3 separate regions of the Mus musculus genome follow, and all the other regions are linked to region 1. A link is a loop called in an ENCODE intact Hi-C map of the cell type or tissue named here. Cell type or tissue: heart. All regions are shown on one strand.

The links. Hi-C counts contacts between places; a loop is a spot of excess contacts. Peaks named below come from ENCODE experiments on the same cell type or tissue, not always from the same donor. Only the 100,000 strongest peaks of a DNase experiment are listed, where the experiment ranks them.
Region 2: it touches region 1 in a loop (2.5-fold over the local background); 7 of 42 quality-filtered maps call a loop at or near these places.
Region 3: it touches region 1 in a loop (2.4-fold over the local background); 9 of 42 quality-filtered maps call a loop at or near these places.

Annotation. Positions count from the first base shown.
Region 1 is chr15:66,895,298-66,903,297 of GRCm38, reverse strand. All of the region lies in intron 1 of Ccn4 (cellular communication network factor 4), which reads right to left. Among named protein-coding and RNA genes, the nearest start is that of Ccn4, 7.9 kb to the right of the region's middle. In heart, CTCF peaks have their summits at 3,214 and 3,414 (motif pointing right); a DNase peak (open chromatin) is centred at 3,427; H3K27ac peaks cover 1,390 bases.
Region 2 is chr15:68,200,733-68,208,732 of GRCm38, reverse strand. All of the region lies in intron 3 of Zfat (zinc finger and AT hook domain containing), which reads left to right. Among named protein-coding and RNA genes, the nearest start is that of Zfat, 54 kb to the left of the region's middle. In heart, a CTCF peak has its summit at 3,429 (motif pointing right); no DNase peak of the experiment used is centred here.
Region 3 is chr15:66,820,053-66,828,052 of GRCm38, reverse strand. Tg (thyroglobulin) reads right to left here. Exons shown (of 48, transcript NM_009375.2): 42 at 626-790. The region is part of intron 1 of Sla (src-like adaptor); the gene reads left to right. Among named protein-coding and RNA genes, the nearest start is that of Sla, 7.8 kb to the left of the region's middle. RefSeq lists an enhancer at 891-3,752. In heart, no CTCF peak of the experiment used is centred here; DNase peaks (open chromatin) are centred at 3,302 and 7,622; H3K4me3 peaks cover 882 bases; H3K27ac peaks cover 4,970 bases.

The sequences.
Region 1 (8,000 bases):
GAGAATTTCCTGATGGAAGAAACTAGCTAAAAGGTACTCACTCAAGAACCATCTCGGAAGGCAACCAAGAGGTGCTCAGGAGCTGGTGAAATGGCTTAGCCAGTAAAAATCTGATGACCTGAATTCCACCCCTTAGAATCCACGTGTAAAAGACAGACATGGCAGCACGCAGTTCTAATCCTATAGCTCCGATAATGAGATGGACGCAAGAGAGAGGAGGATTGCTCTGAAGCCATGGACCAACCAGCCCAAGGTGTGTAGTGCAACAGACATGGCAAGAGACATCTGCCTCAACCAGGCAGAAGGAGCTGGGCACATAGTAGGTGTCAGTAAGCCCCTATCAGCAGAAATGATGAGTTCAATCTATATCCTCAAGTGAACTTTGAACTCTTAAGGGCAGGATTACCTTCTTGCCACTCCCCTGTTTTGTGGTATGAGTAAACACACAGGTTTCTGAGATCTCTACAGCTAATATTTATGGAGGGTTCCCTGCAGCACGTGAATATACACCAGCTCACATATTGTCTAACAAATTACAAAGTGGGCCTGCTGATTTTCCTCAGAGTGGTGAGGAACTGGGGCCCTTAGAGAGTCTTAAGTGATCTGCCAATTGGTCTGTAGAAGGTCACCTAAGGAGTCAGGGGAAGGGATCAAGTTCTTCTCTGCCCTAAGGTTTAGGAAAAAATGTTTTATATAATAATAATAATAATAATAACAACAACAACAATTATTAGTGTGTGTATATGTATATATATATATATATATATATGTGTGTGTGTCAGTGTGTCTGTGTGTATGCTACGTGTGTTCATATGCTCATACAGATGAGAGGAGGGTATCGGATCCCCTCCAGCTAGAATCATAGAGGGGTCATGATCTGCTGGACACAGATTCTAGGAACCAAACTCTGGTCCTCTGGAAGAGAAGTGAGTGCCCATTACTACAGACTACAGAGCCAGTTTCTCAGCACCTTCTCTAAAGCTTTTAAGTAAATAACTCATTTGCTTTTGTGAAAAAACCATGGGGAGGACTTCTCCTGGGGCCTCTGGTGGCCAAATAGAACAAGACCTGGTGAACCTTGGACTCAGAATACAAATTGTAAGTCTGTAGACATCCCCGTGGAAGCAACAGGCATGCAGGCAAGCCCAATAGCTGGCAAAGCTTAGCCTCACAAGATCTGGGAGCAGGGCCCTGGGTGCACTGAGAGGATGGGAGGAATTTCCTGGTGACTCAAAGGGAGGAGCAGCCCCGTGTGCACTTTAAGGTGACATAGAATTTCCCAGAAGCACCTTGCTTGGGAGGAACATTGTCTTAGAGCATTACAAGCCCTTTTCTGCACCCATACTTTTCTTGGGATTCTGTCCTTTCTGTCCCTACAGGATCCCTGCCCTCTTCTAAGAGAGCCCTGGCTGTCACAACACAAGCAGTCAATGCGCCTACCCCAAACTAGACAGATGCATCTGTGCAGACACAGTACCCTGGGACCCTGTAGTATCCTTAAGAAGGAAGAAAAGAGAAAAATAAACCATCAAGTAAGGAGAAGGCTGAGTAGGAAGGACTGAGAAAGGAAAAGAGAAATAAGAATAAAAGCTCCTTGGTCCTTCCAAATTGACGTGGTTCACATAAAACTCCTTTTACAATGTGCTTCTGGCACTGAATTCTGCAGATGCCACAGTGTTAACAGGATGACAAGAAGAGAGTGGCGTGCCCAAGATGCCTCCCAAACCGCATGCACAGCACACGCTCAGTGAGAGCTGGCCTGCCCAGCTACATGGCTGCAGGCCTGCCTGTCTGTCTCTGCTCACTCTGAGACCTTCAATCCCTGCTCAGGAATCGTTAGAAGCACAGCCCAGCAGAACTCCCTGGATTTTCTTCCCCACCAGAATCACCTTGACAGTCCTAGTACACTGATGCCCAGCGTTGTCTCCAGAGAGCCATTCATAGGCTGCTGGAGGGGATACAGGGCATCAAGGCTCTTCTAGATAGTTCTGAAGGCAGCAACCATCAACACAGAGGCCCTGATCACACTTGGACTCTGGATTCTTCTAGACAGGCACGAGTCGGCCTGTAGTGCTTGTGATTCTTAAGAGGGTAGGAACAATGACTTGAGAACACTGGATGGAGGACAGGGTCAGAACAGAGCCTCGGGTCATCTTTCTGCTTTAACATTCTTTACGCCTAGTATGAAGTACCTCCAAGTGTCCTACAGAGAGCTACCAGACATGGCTTTGGGACATATCTTTCTTTCACCCCTCAGGGCAAAATGCTGTTAAGTGATGATTTGAAATTCATCTTAGCCCTTGAGAGTTTGTTAAAGTACCTGAAAACAGAGAAAAAGAAAGGCATAGCTTGCTAGCAATGTCCCTAAGATTCCCATACTTCTGGACAAAAGGAACAATATGGGTAAGCAGGGTAAAGTATTTTTTGATCCCTGCTGTCAAACTTACAGGAATGCTAAAGCTGATTGAAATTGAGAAGAAAAGTCTATCACTGTAGGGAAGCTCATAAATGCTTGTAGCAGCATTGTGGGAAAGCCTGCATATGCGTTTGTACCAGTGCCATGGGAAAGCCTGCATACGCATCTGTAATATGCTGTTTACAGGTGAGCAGTGGCTAAGGGTGGGACAGCATGGTCCAGCGCTCTAGATGAACCCAGAAACTAAGTGATCCTTGGGGCTTCACACAGTACGATCACACCATTTTAAAAAAGGTACTCACTAGGAACATAGGATCAGAATAGAGGACCTTGCCTGGGTGGAGAGAACCCTTTAGGTCACCCAGTGATGGGTGACATGCTAGTCTCTTTTCTCAGGGCATGAGTGTCGAGAGGACACAGGGAAGTGGGGGGATCTCATGTGACACCCTTACCACTGCCAGGGCTGGGCAATGGGGACTGTAGTTCTATCAGAACTCTCATCCTCATTTTAGAAAGGGTGGCAGTGGCCCGTCATCAACCTAATGAGAGGCACTAGTGTTATTTCCATACCCAGTGGAAGAAACAAAGACTCAGAGCTGAAGCAACATGTTGGTCTAAGTGCCCACCAGTCCTTCTGACTCTGGGGTCCCTCCACAGTGGTTGTCATTGCTAGCTGCACCATACATACCCTCATCCACCCATGTTCATTTATTTATTCTCCCATCTTCCCACCATACCTACACACTACGTCTCTACCAGGTACCTTGTCCCTTAAGAGGCAAAGCATGGGCCACTGCAGGATTGCATCACAACAGAGATGATCCCTAATTCCAAAGGGCCCCGGAAGAGGAGAGAATGGCTGGATCTAGAACTCCAGAAAGGGGAAATCACCTGAGTGCCCACAGGTGTGAGAACAGACTTGGGCAATGCTCAGGGAACAGTAGTGAGTGGTGTGGGTGGGGAAAGCCTGGCTGAAGCCTTTGGGCGACTGTGCTTAGATGCTCCACCAGAGGTCAGTGTCGAGGCAGAAATGGTAGATCACCCCCTAATGTCTGGGGATGCTGAGGAGTCTCTGGGCCTAGAAGCAGCTGCTGAAAAGAGAGGCTCTGTGGGAGATAGGAGATAGGGTAGGTCTGGGCCCAGGCAGTGGCTTGCACCACAGGAACCTAGGGGTCCCACTGTTTTGCTGCCATATTTCTGGTCCAAAGGACCATGCCAGGGAAGGTGCCACTTTTTCAGTGCCTCCTGGGAACTTCAGGACACCAGGTCCCCTAGACTACTGTATGGGAGGATCTTAGCTCTCAGCCTTGCAGACCTGGGCCAGGCATGCGTGGGAGACCCTTTCACTTTACAACACAGCATTGGATTCCCCCCTCCCCCAGGCTTTGTTCAAGAGGATTTTCAGGGAGTGAAGTTGCCCCGAATTTTCACTCTAGCTGGCTAGAGGGTAAGAACAAGGGCCGTGGAAGACTGCAGTTTTCTACCCATCCATTTTACTGCATTTGGGGAGTCACTGGCTGGACAAGGCAATTTTGTATGGAGAGGATAAAAGGGGCAAGAGTTGAGGATCTTTCCAAACGATAAGCACTAATTTAATCATTCCTCCAATGTACAAAGAGGCAAGACAGGGTAGACAGGACTGTGATCCTAGCCCCCGAGAGGCAGAGACAGAAGGATCATGAGTTCTGGGCTATCAGCATGCCATCTCAAAGGGAAAGGACAGTGCACTTAGAGCCTCTACTAACCTCCAGGTACAACGGTACATGATTGGTACCAGCTCTAGGCCCTTCCTCCTAAGGAGACGAGAGTGTGAAAAAGACCAAGGGCTGGAGTTATAGCAGCCACATCCTGGCTACACCCATCTCAGGGTTTCTATGTAGGGTAAAAATGGTTTCAGTACTTTCAGAGAATTTTAATAAAACCACAATAAGGCAGGGTAATGAGCTTAATCTTAGTACTTGGGAGGCAGAGGCAGGTGGATCTCTGAGATGGAGGCCAGCCTGGTCTACAGAGTAGTACCAGGTCAGCCAGGGCTATACAAAGAAACTCTACTTTGAAAAATCCAAAATAATAATACTAATATTATAATAATTCACTGTCATTCTTCATATTTCTTTCTATGCCTACCAATAATGTACATTACATAACATATAACATATACTATATTATGTATAATTACATATTTTATAATGAATATATATACAACTCATGATATAATTAAATTATATGTGCTTACATTAACTTATATTGTGCTTACAAGTTTATATATGTAACTTAACATATATAAACTTGAAATATAATGATTGTGAGACAAATATTCAAATGAGATTTTGAATCTCCTAAGGTTGAAACAATGACACCGTCCCCTCCATGACCAGCCTTCATCATCACCTGTACTTTGTTGACCTTGTTACTTTTTTGTTGTCTAGACACATGTACACACACACACACACACACACACACACACACACTCACACACATACACACGTACACACGTACATGCACATGCACGCACAAGCGCACACACAGAAATGTAGGAACTCGTAGGCACCCAGTGTTTTCACAGAGATTCTTAATGTGTCTGTGAAATGGGAGAGAGTTCTAGAAACTGCAACCTACATACAATTATGATGGCAACACAACGAGTTGCTGTTTTATCATTTCTTCATATGAATCCTCAGAGCATGCTCAAATGGCACAGGACACCTTGAAGAGCATTTTAATGGCTTCTTTGAATCAATACTGCGTATAATTTATTTATTTTATATGTTTATTTATTTATTTATTTATTTATTTTTGGTTTCTAAGACAGGGTCTTAATGTAGCTCAGGCTAGCCTCAAACTCACTATGTAGCCAAGAATGATATTAAATGCCTGATTCTCAGGCCTTTACCTCCCATGGGCTATTATTACAAGCATGTGCCACCATGCCCTGTTTAAAATCTGGCTTTCAATAGACGGTTCTATCTTGGTGATAACTGCAGAGGAAAGGCAGAATGCCAAGTTCTCTCTTATGTCATGAGTGAAATGAACCATAGGAAGTCAGACCTGCTCGAGGCCTCTAGTATGGAGCTGAATCCCAACTCTCAGGCATTGCTCCTTCAGATCATACTCAGGATTCCTCACTTGGTAGCAGAGGGAGTGTGAGGCAAAGTGAAGGGAGAGAGAGGCGAGAGAGCATAAAATGTTTCTGGGAAGATTTCCACGGCATCTTAAATGGGGAGAATAACTGACCAATCAATTATTCAGTTCAGGAAGGGTGTCTAAGCTGGAGACAATCCTAGATGAGGTGGGGTGAGATTCAGGCAGCCATTGGTGAGAAAAGATAGACCTGGGGTTTAAGGATGTGGTGATGGCAGGCAGGGGCCATGGTCCATGGAGAACACAAGGCCCCTTCCCTGTAGCAGTCAAGCTATGGTAACTATAATGGTAGATGTACCTTGGGAGGTGACCACAAATAGAGAAACTGAGATGTTTGAACTGTTGCTCATCTTCCTCTACTTCTACAAAGGTGTGTACGTGTGTGTGTGTGTGTGTGTGTGTGTGTGTGTGTGTGTGTGTGTGTGTGAAACACATATATATGGATGTAGATTTCAGTGAGAAAGGCAGGAACTGGAAGACTTGATGACTCCAGCTCGCAAATCATACTGTACCCACAACCAAAAGAACCCTCCTCCAATCTACAAGAAACTTGAGCTCTAGTCTCACTCATACCCAGTACAGCTTATATTAAAACAAGGCTCTGTGAAGAGGGCTTCTCCATCCATTGTGGCTAATAAACCATTGCCTGGTCTGTGGATTGGGCTGACTCTTATCCCTGGGCTGCTTAGCCTCACCTTTTCCTGACCGCTGTCCAATTCAACCTGGTGTACAGGAACAGTGAACCATCGTGTCTACTTCCCAGTTAGGGACATCGAGCTTGAGGCTAGCACAGGGCCTGGAAAAGCTGAGCTCCTGACTTTTGATTTGATACCAAGACTGGAAGTCACTGCTTGTTGTCTGGGCTACCTAGCAACTGCATCAGGCCCTCTTCTAATGCTCTCTGGCCCTCTCCATCAGGCATCTCTACTTTAGATAGGTCATTGGTCACTCCTTCCTGTTCATCTTTTACACATACAATCTAACTAGCCATCATCAGCCCTGACCTAGACTTAGGAGTCACAGTAATGCCTGTTCTGAGCACCTACAGTGTTTTAGCACAGCCGTTGACAGACCAGTAGGGGACAGATCAGATCAGGGAAGAACCTAGCATAAGCCAGGCCAGTCAGTGTACAAAGGCCTTGGGATGATGAGCCCAGGTAGCTTGAGAGTTGAGAGATGAGAGATGTAATGGTTTTGTAGGAGTAAGTGGCATGGGAAAAGGATGGGGTGAAGTCAGTGTAGTTGAGTTGTGACCCCTTCCACCCGACAAGGGTAAGATTTATGGAGACATCTGTAGCCCTGCTTGCGGGATGTGAGGAAGACTTCTTGGAGGTGACCCTTGTAGGTGCCCTGAAATAGACAAGGCTGGCATGGAAGAAGAGACAGCAATTCAAGGAGGCTACCATTTTGCTTAAATACAGGGTTGAAGGTTAGCTTTTTCTAAATATTCCTCTATCCTGCCAGCCTGCTTAGACCTCTCTAGTCCTGGGGAGGTTCCCAGCCTATTTTCCTTCTCTTTATTCATAGGCCAGAGTCAGGGTCCCTGGAGGAGTCCTCAGAGTCTGGATTCTGCCCTCCCTACCCCCTGTCCCCCAGCAGATCTGCAATGGTGGTGAAAATTTCGCCTGGACTTGCCTCCAGATCTCAGACTGGTGGGCGGGCCAAGATCAAATCACATCCCTGGAGTGCTCATTATCCCCTTTCAGAGGCCCAGTTTCTCCTTCTTCCGCCTCTCCTCCCCCTCTAGCCTCCCTTTCCTTTCAGTGGGAAAGACTAGAAAGAAGAGGAGAAAGTGGAGAAGAAGGTAGAGAAGGGGGCAGGGAGGGAAGGGGGAGGGGGCTGAGGAATCAGGATGTCAGCACTAGAGCAGAGAATACCTTATCTCATGCATTGTTTTAAAAATCACCATCATCATCACTATCATCTCTACTATTTCTATTGTCACCACCATGTGTGTCACAATCATCATAAATACCATTATCACCACCATTTCTATCGTCACCATTCTTTCATTACCACTATTGTCATCAGCAGCAGCAACAACAGCAGCAGCAGTAGCAGCAGCAGTAGTACCACCATCATCATCATCATCTCCCTTAACAGTAGCAGCATCACCTCGCCCGTTTTCCTTTCTCTTTCACAGTCTCCTAGGATGCTCACCAACCTCCCTCTCAAGGCTGGAGTCCTGGATAACAGGCTTTAGAAGATACCCTGCACTGCACATAGTCGAGCAGATGCCTCACCGTCGTGCTCTGCACACACATAGTACTGAGTCCAGTTCCCCTAGTGCCTGCACTCCTGGGTTGGAGGCCTGACTGAATCCTGGCCTCCACTAGCTTGGGATCTAGCATTGTTGCTGGGATGGAGAATGGGCTTGCTTCTGCAGGCCTCGTGTGTTCTCTCTCTACCCTTCCCCTCCAGGGACTCCCCATCCCCAGAATCT
Region 2 (8,000 bases), 1.3 Mb before region 1:
CTGAGCCATATCTTTACAACTTTTTATTGTTTTGAGAATTTCATACATGAGTATATGATATTTGCATCATTTTTACACTTCCTTCTCTCTTTTTCAACTCTTCCCTCACCTCTGTCTTGGGGCTCATGCCCTCATCTTGTATAATTATTATTGTTATATACATGTACACGTGGTATTTGTGTTTGTGTGTGTGTGTGTGTGTGTGTGTGTATGTATATATATGTGTGTGTGTGTGTATATATATATATATATATATACATATATATATATACCCATATATACATATATATAGGTTTGGGGCTGACCACTTGAGACTGGATAAGCTATTTGGAGGTCTCTGGAGAAAGTTGATTTTCCCCCTCTAAATGTTTCCTAACTGCCTATAGCTCTTCACTTAGGAGTGAGGCTTGGAACATTTCCACCATCCTCTTGGCTCGTCACCTGGTATGGTAATTATGAATGTTGTTTTAGGCAACCGTAGTTTTGAGATTTCACAGGTGCGGCATGTCTATCATGTCTAAAAGATACTGCTTGCAGCAGGCATCCTGGTCCTTTGCCTCTTCCCATCCCTTATTTCGTCCCCATCTTCTATAGTTGTACTGTAGATATGTAACTGAGGGTGAGCACCTCAAGGTCACTTGTTCTTTGCATTTTTGATCAGTTGTACATCTCAATAGCAGCCTCCAACTGCTGCAAAATGAAGCTTCTTTGATGAGGGGTGAGAGCTACACTTTCCCATGGATATAAAAACAAGTGTATAGAATATAGCAAGAAGATATATTGATTTAGGGACATGGTCGTAGTGGTTTCTCCTTTAGGGTCTGTAAGCTCTCAAGCAAGGGATAAGTAGCCAGGTGTACAGTATCAGGCATTCCCTCTTATCGAATGGCCTTAAGTCTAATCCATTTGCCTACAAAATTAATGATGGTTGTTTTTTAATAGCTGAATACTATTCCATTGTGCAGATGTATCATATTTTTAAAATGTATTCTTCAGTTGAGGGGTATCTTAGATTGTCTCCACTTTCTGGATATTACGAATAAGGCTGCTATGAACATACTGGAGCACATATCCTTGTGGGATGGTGAGACATCTTTTGGGTATATGTTCAGGAATGGTATAGCTGGGTTTTGAGGTAGAACTATTTCCAGTTTTCTGAGAAACTGCCAAATTGGTTTCGAATGTGGTTGTACAAGTTTGTACTCCCACCAGCAATGGAGGAGTGTTCCCCTTGTTCCACATCCTCTACACCATATGCTATTACATGAGTTTTTGGTCTTAGCCATTCCGACAGGTGTAAGATGGAATCTCAGAGTTGTTTTGGTTTGTATTTCCCTGATGACTAAATACTTTGAACATTTATTTAAGTGTTTCTCAGCCACCTGAGATTTTCCTCTGTTGACAATTCTCTGTTTAGCTTTGTACCCCATTTTTAAATTGAGTTATTTTGGTTGTTGTTGTCTCAAGTTCTTTATAAATTTTGGATATTAGCTCTCTGTCAGATGTAGGGTTTGTGAAAATCCTTTCCCAATCTGTAGGCTGCCATTTTGTTCTATTGACAGTGTTCTGTCCTGTGTGTGCGTGTGTGTATAAGTATGTTAAGTAAGCTTATAAAACAGTATGTTTCCAGGTATACATTTTAAAACTGTATTTTTTTCACTATCAAACAATCTGTTTCCCAGTACCTCTTCTATTGCCAGGGTGATTCTCAGTGTTCCGTGAGTGTCTCATTTAGTTGTCAACCTCAAGAGAAAGACATAGTAGGTGGTATGCCTTAGGAGAGAAGATTGCTCAATGTGATGATAGTTCTGACTGGCCTGGAGATAGCTATGTAGACCAGGGTAGCCTTGAATTCAAAGAGATCTGTTTTTTTTTTTCCATTTTTTATTGGGTATTTAGCTCATTTACATTTCCTATGTGATACCAAAAGTCCCCCATAGCCACCCACCCCCACTCCCCTACCCACCCACTCCCCCTTTTTGGCCTTGGCGTTCCCCTGTACTGGGGCATATAAAGTTTGCATGTCCAATGGGCCTCTCTTTCCAGTGATGGCCGACTAGGCCATCTTTTGATACATATGCAGCTAGAGTCAAGAGCTCCAGGGTACTGGTTAGTTCATATTGTTGTTCGAGATCTGTTTTTTGTAAGCCTCTGTACTGCTGGAATTAAAGGAATGTATCACTACTACTTCCATTTTGAAAAATATTGACAGCCTGTATATGATACTTGTGACTGTTTTGCTAGGTGTCACAACCCCAAACAATTAGCAAATGTCAACTGTTGTCATTTTTAAAAGCCATATGACATTTTTGCATAGTTCTATAGTCCCGGGGCATTAGTACTGTTTTTTGTTTGTTTGTTTTTGTTTCTTTGCTTGTTTTTGAGACAGGGTTTCTCTGTATAGCCTTGCCTGTCCTGGAACTCACTTTGTAGAACCAGGCTGGCCTCGAACTCAGAAATCTGCCTGCCTCTGCCTCCCAAGTGCTGGGATTAAAGGCGTGTGCCACCACCACCAGGCTAGTACTGTTTTAATGTAGTATTTAACATGCAGTTTTATCATTAGTCTTTGCATGTTATTTTGACTTCGGTACAGGCCTCATCACATGGTTTGGGGGTGAAGAAGGACCGCTTTACATTTCAGCACATGTGGCTGTTGTCAGAATGACCTGCCACCTCAGGTCTCCCTGCTCCCTTCCAGCTGAGACTGTGTCCACCTTGCCTTTGTCCTCTTGGCCTCCACTGAGTCAGTAGTTATCCTGCTGTTCTCATGCAAAGCAGGCTTTAAAACTTTCAATCTGTGGCCACTCATGAGGAATGGATTCTCTATGTACATGGCTAGGTTATTGGCTATTTGTGTTCGTAGATGGCTGGGGTAGTCCTCATTCATATGATTAACTCACTCTGCATCTGGACTGTCCTATGTACTTAAATTATTTCCCACAGTTTATCATTTACTCTCTAATGTCTTTTGCATTTCTTTTCTACTCTTTTTTATACTAGCGTAGACAACTGTCATCATGTCCTCCAATGATGAAAATATACTTCTGTATATTTTTGTTTCTGGTGTGCTTTCATTCAGTCTACATATTTTAAAGTTATAATTTGGAAATTGTATTTCTCCATAACTTGAGAAGTAAGGACACACACACACACACACACAAAACCAATACATTAATGTAAAGAAATTCTTAATAAATATTATTTAGTTAATGAATTATTTAAAAATATAAGGTCTACAGAGAAGATAGGGTCTTGCAATTCAAAGTCTAAAAACCCCTTAAAATTAAACATTGTGCTTTGGAGTTGCAAAGACAGTGCAAAACGGCCCCATGTCCCCACCCCTCACACAGAGCCAAGGAGTATCAAGATTCCCAGTGTGCCCTGTGGTTCAGTCACTTGTTGCCTGTATAGATTTGTCAGCCATATTGCCAGCAGGTGGCAGAGTTGCCCTGTTCCCTCAAAGCTCACCTGTTGCTGCTCTTTTACCCACATTGGTCTCCCAACACTTGCCCACTGATCTAGTCTCCAAATCTGTGATTTTGTCATTCTGAGAATGCTGTGTAAACTGAACAACACAGTATGTGTTTCTGTAAGATTGGTTAAAAAAGAACTGGGCATTTAAGCTCCTTTTCTAATTTAGTCCCTGAGGAATTTAAGTCTAGCCAAGGTGTTTATCCAGTGTCCCCGTTGGGGGGAGGTAAGGAGCAAGATCTGCTCTTTCAGGCTGTGTCCTGAGCTACCACATTCCTGCCTTAGAAATCCCTGTTATCTCTGCCTTAGGGGGACAGAGCACACTCTTTCCCCAGGCCTCTGGCAGGGAGGGTTTCCTGTACCTTAGTAAGAAATCAAAGTTCCTCTGCAAGCTTCGTACTGTTGGCAGTACATTCTGTGATAATTAGGCAGTGACTGTAGCAAGGCAGGCAGGCACCGTCCTCCTCACAGGATTATCAGTATACATAGTAATAAGCCCCGTGGAAAACATCCTCATCCGTCACTGATCCCCGTGGCCTAAAAGGTCTTCAATTTCACAGATACCTAACGGGAAGGTAGAGCCTCGTTGTTTTCCCCACCTCTGGTCTGGGTGGACGCCTCTCAAGTCTGTAGAAGTGCCCTTATGCCCAGCTGCCTCGGGCTGAGCTCAACATACTGCACGGTGCTCCCTAGGCTACCAAGCACAACATTACAATCGGAAAATAGTCACATAATTCTTCCAGCACATGCACTGTAAAGAGCACTTCAGTGACATTTCAGAAATTGACCTTGACTCCAGAGCTTGTTAAAACAATTAGATGAAAGCAAAATAAGTGTTTTCTCTCTCTCCTCTGAACCCTGGCAAGTTAAAATAACATTTAGAATATGTATCCAACATTTATTTATTTTATTCTGCATTTCAATAGTAAGAGGAACTGGGAAAAGAGTTTTTTCCCCTGTTGTGATGAGGAACAGCTGGTGTTTTTGAAAAACATTTTTCAGCCTGCAGAAATCAATATGTGAAGCTTGTGAAAGTGGCTTCTGAGCCCCCAAAGTTTCCTATTACTGGGGTCATTCCCTGAAAAGAGAACTGTGAAACTCCCCACTGCTCTTGTTAAACATTCCTATGGAAGAACACACAGTAGTTTCCAGGTCTTCTTGAAGACACACTGTGTTCTCCTGGAGTTTTCGACTGTACTTCCTTCAGCTCTGTGCCTTATGACACAGTTGCTTGTGACAGTTGCTGGACACTTGATGAGGATAGTTCTGAGTTGCATTTGAGAGTCTGCAGGTGGCCTTCTGACCAGCACACATTTCTCCTTGGGAAAGTGAGTGATGGCTCTGTTTCTTTTTGCTGCCTTTTCGTTGCTTTTTTTTTCCCCCTCCTAACAACTCAGGGAACATTAGGAAAAGATAGCAGACTAGGACACCCCAAGACTGTCCTCAGCACAAAGGAGATCTGTTTGCCCAGAGGAACAAAGGACAGAGAATAAGAGACAAAGGCAGGAGATGGAAGAAGAGGGAGAAGGGGACAAGACCAGGGGAGAGAAGGAAGGAGTATTTGTCTTAGAGGACAAAGGACTGCCTCTGGATAGAGGATACTGATGTGGCCCATAGGCAAACGGCAGTTTATAAACGTAAAAGGGAGCCCCTGAGTTAGGATGAGGTGTTTAATTTTAACTGGGCATGCTAATTAGGTGAGCCAAAGGGGCTTTTGATTACTTCAGTACTCTGAGAGCTGGACCTTGGTAGTTAGCCTCAGGAGGAAGAAGGGGCCAAAGAAGGGAACAGGCTTTGGGAATCCAATCTAATAGTTTTTAGCAAGGCAAAGAGAATGAGGGAGAAGGGCAAAGCCTGCCAGAGCCCTGTTTGTCATGCTTGGACTGCCTAGAGTTCCTCCGGGAAGAGACACCAGTAGGCATCCGACTGAGCTCAGCCTTGGGCACCATGTAGTAAGGATGTGTGTTGTATGTCAGACTTTTTCCTATACAGACACAACACACACACACCAACTCACCCTAGATAGGGAGACCAAAGTTTGGATACCAACAAAGTCCAACTTGGTGAACCAGTAAGTTTTATTCCGGTTACTTATAGGAGCAGAAATGACTCAAAGCCAGAGCTGCACCACCAAAGCCCACCTCATAAAAGTAGAAAACCTGGAGCACACTGTACAGCCTGCAGGCCGCTCAGCGGGTTGGAGAGTCCTTTCCAGGTGGCTCAGGTGGTCTAGACCTCTTCCAGGCAGCTGGCTGGTTTCTGCTGCAGCATGTGGGCTTGACTAAGACTCTTCTGGGTGAACCCTTGTCTTGGCTTGTCTGAGAGTGACTCTCAGCAGGCTGGAAGGGTGGGTGTGGGCTCTTGAATCTGGATAATTGTAGGGACTTCCTGAAGCAGTTTGAGATGTTTCTTTCTGTCTTAGGGAGCTTCTCTGATGGATGAAATATTTTGATCCGAGAGCTCGCTGCTACATAGTGCTGTGGCCCTGCATGGTTCTTTCCCCTGGGATTCAGTTGCTGCAGCCCTCCTGCCTTCCCGCTCTACCTGCCTAGTCTTCTCTAATGCCCTTCTCTTCTGCTCATCACAGAACTGTGCCAGATTCTGCCCATAGGCATAGGGCATGGCTCAGGCCACTCCACCTGAGTGGAGCTCTGCTGACCTGTCCTTTAGCAACTTCTGGATTTTTGACCTATGACTGCCCCTGGACCCCTGGTCTTTTGTCATGTCCATGTAGAGGTTATGTTGGCTTTACACCAGTCACTGTCTGATTCTGCTTCTGGACCTAAGAACCTGTCCAGAGTGTGCAGAGCATAGAGTGCTCTGTGCTTCTTGCTCAAGTGTCTCCCATGTCCAACCATCCCCACCACTGATGTGCCTGGCCTGTCTTACCATGGTCTGGGACTGGACTATTTGTCACAGTCCACTTCCTCTTTGCATTTCTTGCTAGAAAGTGTTCCCTAGATTATTTCAGTGTTTGCCTCCTGCAAAGTCTTCTTGGCCCCCTTAGCCAGCTATTTTGTACTTTTCTGACTGTGAGTACAGTGCCTACAGCAGAGGCAGTGCCGGGGAGGGAGAGGGTCTGTGGATGCACAGGCTTCTGATTCTTTATACAGCCTTCCCATTCATTCTTGGTGTTGCCTGGAGAAGGAGGGAATTGAACACCTAGAGCTGTGAACCTGTGGGAAGCTATAGGGTATTTAGGGAAGCTTCCATGGGCCTGGAAGATTAGACAGGGAAGGTTTCCATTTGCCTACTTCCAGAGGTGATGGAGGCCTGAACTTCTCACTCTTAGTGCAATTCCACAAATGTAGGTGGAGGGATTAGAAAGCCTGGCACTGCTGTCTTCTCGTGCCCAACTGAGCAAGCCACTAGGCAAGGCACTATATGTCTGCCTCCTTCTACCACTGGATGCTGGGGCAAGTGTCTTCTCCTCCCTTGGGTTAAGAAATGGAGGGTCTTCTAGACTTGAGAAATGTCTTAAGTCTGGGTGGAGAGTGCATGTGGAAGTGAAGAGTTGGGTCTCGATCTCTGAAACTCCCAGGATCCAGCTCTTGCTATAAGGGTCACAGTCTTTAGGAGGCAGTGTCCTGCACTGTGGATCTTGACTCTTTTGCCTGCCTTTGGAACAAAGGATGCTTAGGCACCTTTTCAAGGATCTAGGATACCCACTAAATCCTGCCCCAGAAGATTTTGAACCACTACTTTAGGAAGGAAGGCTCTGCCCATATCTTGGAGGCAACTGGAAGCTGCATGCTCTTAGGACTATGCAGTAGAGGCCTGCTGGAACATGACAGAGGCAGTGGCAGCAAATAGATGGTCGTGTTGCTGCCTGGTTTCAGGGGGCTGCTTGCTCTATTCCAGTGTGAGAGGCCAGGGCTGGGGTGCCTGTAGTGCTGCTCTTGCCACTGGGCTTTACTGAGCTGAGATGCAAGTGTATATAAACTGAGGCTTTCAGCACCAGATTTATAAATGGAGAACGTAGCCAACCACTCCAGAGTGTGCTTGAGGGGAAGGTTTTTATTGTAGCCAAGGAGAGGCAAAGGGAGGGCTGAGGGGGAGGAAGGAGGAGGAGGAGGGAGAGGAGGAGGAGGAAGGGAGGGAGGGCACTCATGGCAGAATAGCAGAGTTATATGGGAATGAGAATCTGAGAGAGAACAGCAGTGAGCTGGAGAATTTTAGGGTAGGGGACAGGGGGAGCCACAGGTACTCGTGATACTGAGTGAGCCTGAAGGCCAGCATGCACTTTGGTATATTAATGGGACCAAAGACAACCTTTGGTCCCTTCTGACAGTGTTGAGGAAATGGCTCCTTTGGGAGAAGGGAATGGGGCCCCGGAATGAGGGCCAGGACAATTTCCTTTGGACCCGACACAAGCAACGGTTACTTATTGTAAGCCTTGTCCAGAGGACTGCTCTGTGTCCCTGTGGAAGTCTCTCTGACCTGCGAGGAATAGATGATCCAGGGTTGGCAGCCCTTCACCAAATTACCTAGGCTTCCAAGATGTTGAGGAAGTCTGCTGTAGCTCAGTG
Region 3 (8,000 bases), 75 kb after region 1:
AGGAGACCCTCCCAGAACCTGTTGGCTGAAGCAACAAGAGGTTTCCAGGAAGAACGGCAAGAAGAGGAAGGGCTTAAAGTTAGTGTCTGTGGCAGGTGACACTAAACAGTGTAGCCTATGTAGGTGCAGATGAGGACAAGACTTAGTCCATATCGTAGGGTCCAGATTTGTTATGAGGATCAAGCCTGCTTCTGCATCCTCTACCAATGTCAGAGGCAGCCAGAATTGCAAGCTGAGAGCAAGGTCTTTACTGGTAGAAAGGGATGCCCCACTATTGATCTAAGGGTCTGTGACCTGACCTTGTGCCTCTATGGTCCTAGTGGGGTGTGACCCTTCTCAAGTTCTATTTCATTTCATCTCTCAACTGTGTCTCCATTATAGGCTCCACGTTGTACATAAGACATCCAAATGACAGAGAAACATATCTTTCAGCAGCAGCCTTGTATGTTTCTTTGTAGCCTGTGGCTCCTGCAAGGACTAGGACTCAGGAGACAAGTTTATCTTTAGTTGGTCATGCACTGGGTGTGTATCTTGGTGGAGACCATCATCACATCTGGTTAGACCTGGGCCTTTCATTTGTAAAGACAAGAGATTGTCCCTCCCTAACCTGTACACCAGCACCTACCTTGGTCTGAGCATCATTGAGAATGTTGGCAGGCTTCTGGCGGAGACATGATACCACTTCCTGGATGGATGAAGTAGGGCATCCAACCTCCTTTGCCAAGGCTGCAGCTTGCTGTTGGGCCCTCTCTGGGCTGATAATTGCAGCCGGGGACAGTGCAGAGCCTCCCTGGAAAAGAAAGAGCAGGGGTCAGGCTAACAGTCTGTACAGCTTTGGCTGCTGCTTAGGACCCTCAGGTCTTAGCTGAGTTCTATAGTTTCTTCCATACGCAAACACATGGGAACCTTTGATATCCTACATGTATGAATGTCAGGGTTGACCTACACAGAACAGCATCCTTGTGTAAACTTGACTAGGTCAGTGCAAACCTTGGTTTCCTTATCTGTGAAGAGAGGGTGCCGGTCTTGCTGTTCAGCTAAAGAAGTATAATGAGGTCAAGGGTGATATAGCTCTGAATGCGGACTGGAAAACTTCTGGTAAAGCACTATGCAAACTACAGCCACCTCCTCTGCAGAGAGCTCAAGTAGCAAGGTTTCCTAATTCTAAGTTGTAGTTGAATGTGAACATAGAGGCCCTCTGGAAGACACCATCATTTCAGCTTACAAAGAGGTATATAAGGTACAGAGAAGTTGCTGGTGCCTAGTCAGACATACAGTGAGACATGGAGCACCCAGAACTCAGCAGTCCTGTCACTGAACCTCTGCAGGCTACTTAGCATGAGTGTGAGGACTGTACACTTGGGAGTATTTCTCTAGTAGAAGCGGCCAACTTCTCTGAAAAGCCTGTTGTTAATAAGAGGCGCATCAGGGGCCTGAGCACTCAGCCACAGTGAGGCAGACTCTCACACATACCTGGGAGGCTCCTGATGGGAGAGTGTTATACCTATCCCATATTGATGTCTGGTTTTTAGTCTTTAGAGGGACCTGTGACCAGAGCCTGAGGCCAAGCAAGCAGTAGGAAGCCCATCCGAGGAACAGGAAAGTACACAGGGGGTGAGCAGGAGGAGGGCTGAAAACCTAGTAGCTATATATAGCCTGATGACCAAAGCCCTTTCCAACATCTCTGAACAGTACAGATAAGGCCAGAGAGCCTGGGCTGCAGACACAAGATAGTGTGAGGTAGCAGACAGGGGGTTTTGTCTTTTACTGTGTTTTATATACTAAATTCAGCCTGCTGGTGCCTCCTGCAAGATATACAAAACAGACTTGTGTAAGCATCTGCACTTACAAACAAGAGAGGACCCTCTAGGCTCCTCATGAGAATCAAGAGAGGTGCACATCAAACTTGCATCCAGCCGGGGCCTGGAGTGTAGTGACATTGGTAATGAGTGACATAGTGGGTGACTTGTCGTGAATGTGAGTTTTACACCCTTGATTTATTTCTGTAACACCAAGTGACCACCTGTTTTTTTAAAAACCACTTGCTATGTTCCTGTAACAGAATGGTACTCACACTCGAGGTCTTCACAGTGCGGCATAGCATTCTGTGCTGCTAAGTGCAGGGGGTGGGGTGGTGGTAAGTGGCTCCAGCAGAAGTTATCAACTTTCTTAATGCTGCAACTCCTTAATACAGCTCCTCTTGCTTTAGTAACCCCCAGCTATAAAAGTATTGACATTGCTACTTCATAACTGTAATTCTGCCATTGTTGTGCACTGTAAATACCTGCTATGCAGATGTTTTCGGCAACCCCTGTGAGAGGGTCATTTGATTGCTCCCCCACTCCAAAGGTCATGACCCACAGACTGAGAACCAGTAGCCTACAGGAACGCCTGAGAACATGAGGATTTCAGGGTGGGCCTCTGATGTTTTCAATATCTCTGCTAGCTATAAATAGCTGGGCTTCTTGATACTCGGAGGAAGTGGGTAAAGGCGTGGGTTTCACTGACACTGTAAGATAGCTTAGAGAACTTTCCTCTCTCTTTTTGTTGTGATCAGTCTTTCTGAAACCTTGTTCTTTGTGGAAAGTCAGCAGTTAAGTAGGCTGTCCTCATTTGGGGGGACTTGTTAGGCCTTACAGCTGGTGGTCCTCGGACAGAGCCCGGGAAAAAAGCCTGAGCTTAGAGGAAAGGGAGCAGACCAGCATTCCAACCCTGTCACTCTGATGGGGCCGTTCAGAAATCGTGGCTTCAGTGTGCCCAGGAAGACTCCCTCTCACACCGCTCTTGAGGAAATTATTATCTGGCAAGGCAACAGAGGCACATAGTGTGTGTGTGTGTGTGTGTGTGTGTGTGTGTGTGCGCGCGTGCCCTGATGGCCTTGACTTCAGGATCAATATTCTTATGCAGGAAGAGAGTCCCAAGAGGCCTGCTCTATTTCCTTCCTGTGCCTTAGTTCTCCTTTCCTTGCATTCTTGCTGTAATGTATTAACTTCTCAGGGAAGGAACACCTGGGAAATCCACACCCGCCTCCTCACCAGTCAGCACCAGGTTGCATGGGTTGTGGCAGTCTCAGCTCAGAGGGAGACAAAGAGCAGAAGAGTTAGGCAGCACTTCTGTGTATCATATCAGAACCGCCCATGAATCCTCACTCTAGAGGTGTCAGGAAGTTGGAAGCTGTGCACCCCACGTCTCACAGCTGCCAAACATGAGGCACATCTCGGGCAGCCACCTGCAGCATCACACTCTACCCACTATGCACTAGCAGGCTTGTCAGTGGCCTTGGTCCCTGCCTGTCTCTGTGAGAAGCAGGGCCAATATCCAGTAGGAAGGCCCTGTCTTAGAAACAGACAGACTGAGGTTTTGGTTCCAGTGCAGTCTGCTATTTTTGTCAGTTCCCATCTTGGCATGGAACCCTGTGATCAACTGCTCCAAAGAAGATACAAGACAATGATGCAAAAAAAACCTTATACTGTAATCAGCACACAGTGTATGTGAATGCTAATTATCATCAGGAGTGGAATTAGCTATTGGTTTCTTTCCCACAATGCAATGTGCGATCCAGCTCCCTGCTGGGAGGAAGCAGATATATGACTCTACAGCAGTGCAACACCCTGAGGAGCACTGACAGCTCCCACTGAGTTATGGTCTCCAGTGAATTCAGCCACCATTTGCTTTTCAAGAAGGATCCACCTAAAAGTGTTTTGAGTCTGATTTTATGTAAAGAGTCTTGTGTCCTCAAGCTGTGGAAGAAATCCAAGGTTTTTCGAAGTACAGACTGTACACCAGAGTGATAACCCTCTGCTATTGGGACCAGGACAAAGGCTAGAATTCTTATACACTGAGAACTCCAGGGAGGGGATGCAGGGCTCCTGTATGCCTGGAGAATTCTGCAGAGAGGCAGGAGCTGAGAGGACTTTGAGAAAATGAGCAGAAAGGGGCACTGGCAGGTAACTACTCCTGGGGAGTGTCAAGGATGGCAGATAGGTTAGGAATGTTGAAGAAAAACCTGGGGTCTAAAGATCCCAGCATCCCTGTAAAATGCTATATATGTGTTAAAGGAGGGAGCCAACAAACAGAATGGATGGGGACATAAGTAGGCTTTCTAGGAGGAGGAGAGAACTCTGCATAGAAGATGTTGAGAAGTAAGATCAGAAGATAAGTCAATGACAGCCGTGTGAGAGGGGGTTGCCATAAGCAAATGAGCCCTAGGGTGCAGGCCAGGCTTCTATAGCTACAGGAAGTCCTCTGGGATTTTGGCCAGACTGAAATGGCTTGAGCACATGGCAGACCTTTGAGCAATGACCAAATATGAGTGCCTCAGGGATGTGGGCTACTGAAGCCAGAGCAGTGAAGTGATTTTTATACCACGGGCTACAGCCGTATGTAAAACATCCATTGCCTATAGAGTAGGGCAGAAGTGAACTGGGACAAAGAGCAGAATTCTGCTTGATAGCCTTAGTGCTAGAGGAGGTGGAGGAGCTGGAGGAGCTGGAGGAGCTGGAGGAGCTGGAGGAGCTGGAGGGATCATCTGAGGCAGGAACCCAGCCCAGACTCCTGGGTGGTCCAGGGATTCTGAGTAGAGATTAGAGCCAGAGAATGTGTCCAGTGCTTCATATCCTTCTTTTCCTGGAAATACACTCAAACCTGAGCCTGCCACTGAATTCCATGGACGTTGGAATTTGAGCATGCTTCTGAGAGGCAAGAAGAACCTGGGACAGACCTAGAAACTGTAGCAAAGAGACTTTCAAAAGTAGTTCCTATCCAATGTTAACATTCTCTTGTATGCCTTTAACCAAGAGGCATCCCTTTGCTTGATCCCTGGGACCATGAGTCATACTGAAGTCTGAAGCATTTCAGTCTTGGCAAAAATCTTAACATGAGTACTGACAATAGTTAATGTAACTTCCATCTTGAAACTAGAATCTACAAAGTCATATAGACCACTTCTCTTTTCTTCTTCTTTGGAATCAGTGTTCTTGGTTTTACTTAGGCTATGGAACTTGGGTGGGTAGCATTAAGGTGTGGCTTGCTATTGCTCAGTGTCCTTTGCCTGTCAGATGGTACCGATTTACTGTGGAACAGAGTGGTAGCTGATACAAGCCAAAACCAAGGGCACTTTTGTAAGTAGAAACTGAAGGAGACTAAGTGTACATGTACATGTGTGTGCGTACATATGCACATATTCACGTGGAAAGTGAACGGCATTCAGCCTTTATAAGGGGCCTCTTAAGAGCTGGGGCATTAATTTATGTACATTCTTATTCTGTGATCCCTACAACAACCCTCTATATATTAGCAACTCCTACCCACTTTTCAGATTGGGAGAACACAGTTTAGAAGGAGGAGGCAAGGTGTGTGAGATCTGGAGACTTGTAATAACAGCCCAAGTTATAAATCCTTTAGCTTCCCCCATGATCTACCACCTCCCACTAACAACAGCCCCATCTTAGCACAGAGCTTCATGAATTCTTATTCTCATTATGAATGGCTGACAGGTGGCAGCCAATAAGGAAGAGGCTTGCAGGGGTTGTCAGAGAGCGGGGAGATGATATGAGATCTTTCTTCCCCTGTGTCAATCAGGAGTGAATGATGGAGGCCAGACTTACATGGGGCTCTGTAAAGAAGATTCATGACTGCAGACTGGGAAGGACACAAGGACAGAACACTGTCCTGTGAAGTCTCTTGGCAATGGTTTACAACCTCTCTGTACTCTGCTCAGTTCCATTAGCTATAGAACCTCTTCTAAAGACCCCAGATCCTCCTTAGGACTTTCTGGTCCCAGGAGGAAAGGGAAGATGCAAGGAAGGAGAGGGGTTTTTCTTCCATGCTTTGGAGGAAGAACACAGCAACTATGTGAGATCTCGAGAGGAGCTGGGGCCTGTGGCCACTACTACAGGAGGGCAGCTAGAGATGTTTCACAGGGGCTAGTTGGGACTAGCCACGAAATTTAGGGCAGGTGGAGAGACAGAGATAAGAAATTGATAAGGGCAGGCTTTTCCAGGTGAGACAAATCAGCACCCAGCAATTTGGTAAATTGTAAAGGAAAGAAAAAGAAGAAGAACAACTCTGTGTGTGTGTGTGTGTGTGTGTGTATGCATGTGTGTGTTTGTGTGTGCATATGTGTGTAAAATTTCCATAGATTCAGAAAGAACATTAAAGATGTTTAATAGCTTCCTGGTACCCAGTAGAAGAGACTGAGATCCAAGTATTCTGATTCCAGTGTGCTTTTCCATGACAACGCAGTGCTCCAATGAATGACAGGATCCAGGTGAGATTCATAGGCAGTCTGTTCCAACTCTTCACCCTATTACCTGCCCACACCCCAAGATTACATAGATATTTAAACTTTGTCAATTCCTAAAGCTCCCTGCTCCCACCACTTATAAAGGGCCAGTTGTAGAGTTTACCATCTCCTTATAATTTCAACAGTGTCATTGTCTTCATGAACTGTCATTGCAGTTGCAATTAGAGAGGCATTTAGGACATATTTTAAAAGCTGATTCTACCCTACAGTATGACTGATTCTTACCATAGGACAGCAGACATTTGCACATGTCACATGAATAAAGCCACAAGTAAATGGTATGGCTAAGGCCATTGATGGCCACTCCACAGGGAAACAAGTAGTGAGATGGAACAAAAACCCATAGGAGCAAGGTCTGGGTGAGGGGACAGTCTCCAACAAAAACCTCAAGGACCCCAGTGACCCCTTCCTGGACATTCCTTTTGTTTGGAAATAGACATGATTGGTGTGGGCTTTGCCCCTCTGGAACGGATTTGCACCTATCTCATTTTCTCTATGTCTCAAAGTCTTGACAAAACACCTTTTGCCATCTGTTAAATATGTCATGTTTAATTGACTCCATTGCTTTCTGACTGTCAGAATCCATTTAAGTGCATGGCAGTTAAAAATTACTAACTTGCCAGACCAAGGTATCACCCTTGAAAAATGCCACCTTAATGATTGCTGAGGTGGGGTCGGCACCCCATCGTAAAGAGGACTTGCTTGTCCCTATCATTCATTCCTGAGACCAGCCATCCAGTGGTCCCTGAGACTATGGGGAGAAGGGGACAGCTGGGTCCACAGCTGGCAGGGGAGAGGGTAAACTATGGTTCAACACTTCCTGTCACTCTTCAGTTTTTAATACATTTCTAGGAAGGCCTAGCTTCATGTCACTTATGGGTAGCTTTGTAGAAGACATACATTTTCTTTGTTTTACAGTTGGATCTGAGAGCTGCTTGAACACTATGGTTCAAGATGCAAGACCTAGCCTGCCCTAGGAAATATATATGTAGAACATGGTTTGATGGGAAAATAGGCCTTGGGAATATAGAATAAGAAGCTGGGAACCTGTTAGAATAGTTCACATCTGCAATGGCCATCACTGGAGGTGATGCTGGACAGAGAGTCAGAAGTTAGCTAGAGTGGGTAGAGACAATACATTGCTCTAACAGGGGTCTCTACATGCTACAGGAGACAGAATGAATGTTTGAGGGAGACTCTTTTCATCTCCGCAGCTGTCTGTTGAGCCACTGAATTGCAGCCTGTGACTGTAGCTTCCAGTTCCTGTTTGAGACATCCTGTTCCCATAGTCTATGTGTTCAGATGGACTTGGCACTTCCATGGCACAGCTCACTTCCTTATCTCATGGTCTGAGCCCAGCTCCCACCAGGATGAGGGCACTGACAGCTTCTGAGCTCCTCACTCAAGCAGATCCTTACTTCAGTTGCTACCCTGGGCAATCCTGCAGTCTCTTGCTAAGGTTATGATGGACTCTACAAGAAGAATATGCATACTTTTGCACCTCCATGTTTGTTCTATCTTTGAAGTATATTTCCTATCATGACCTTCAAATCTGTCAGATGAAAGCAAGTATAAATTATTGTTATTTTGAAGAAATATAGGAAGTGTCTTAGTTAGGGTTTCTATTCCTGCACAAACATCATGACCAAGAAGCAAGTTGGGGAGGAAAGGGTTTATTCAGCTTACAATTCCATAC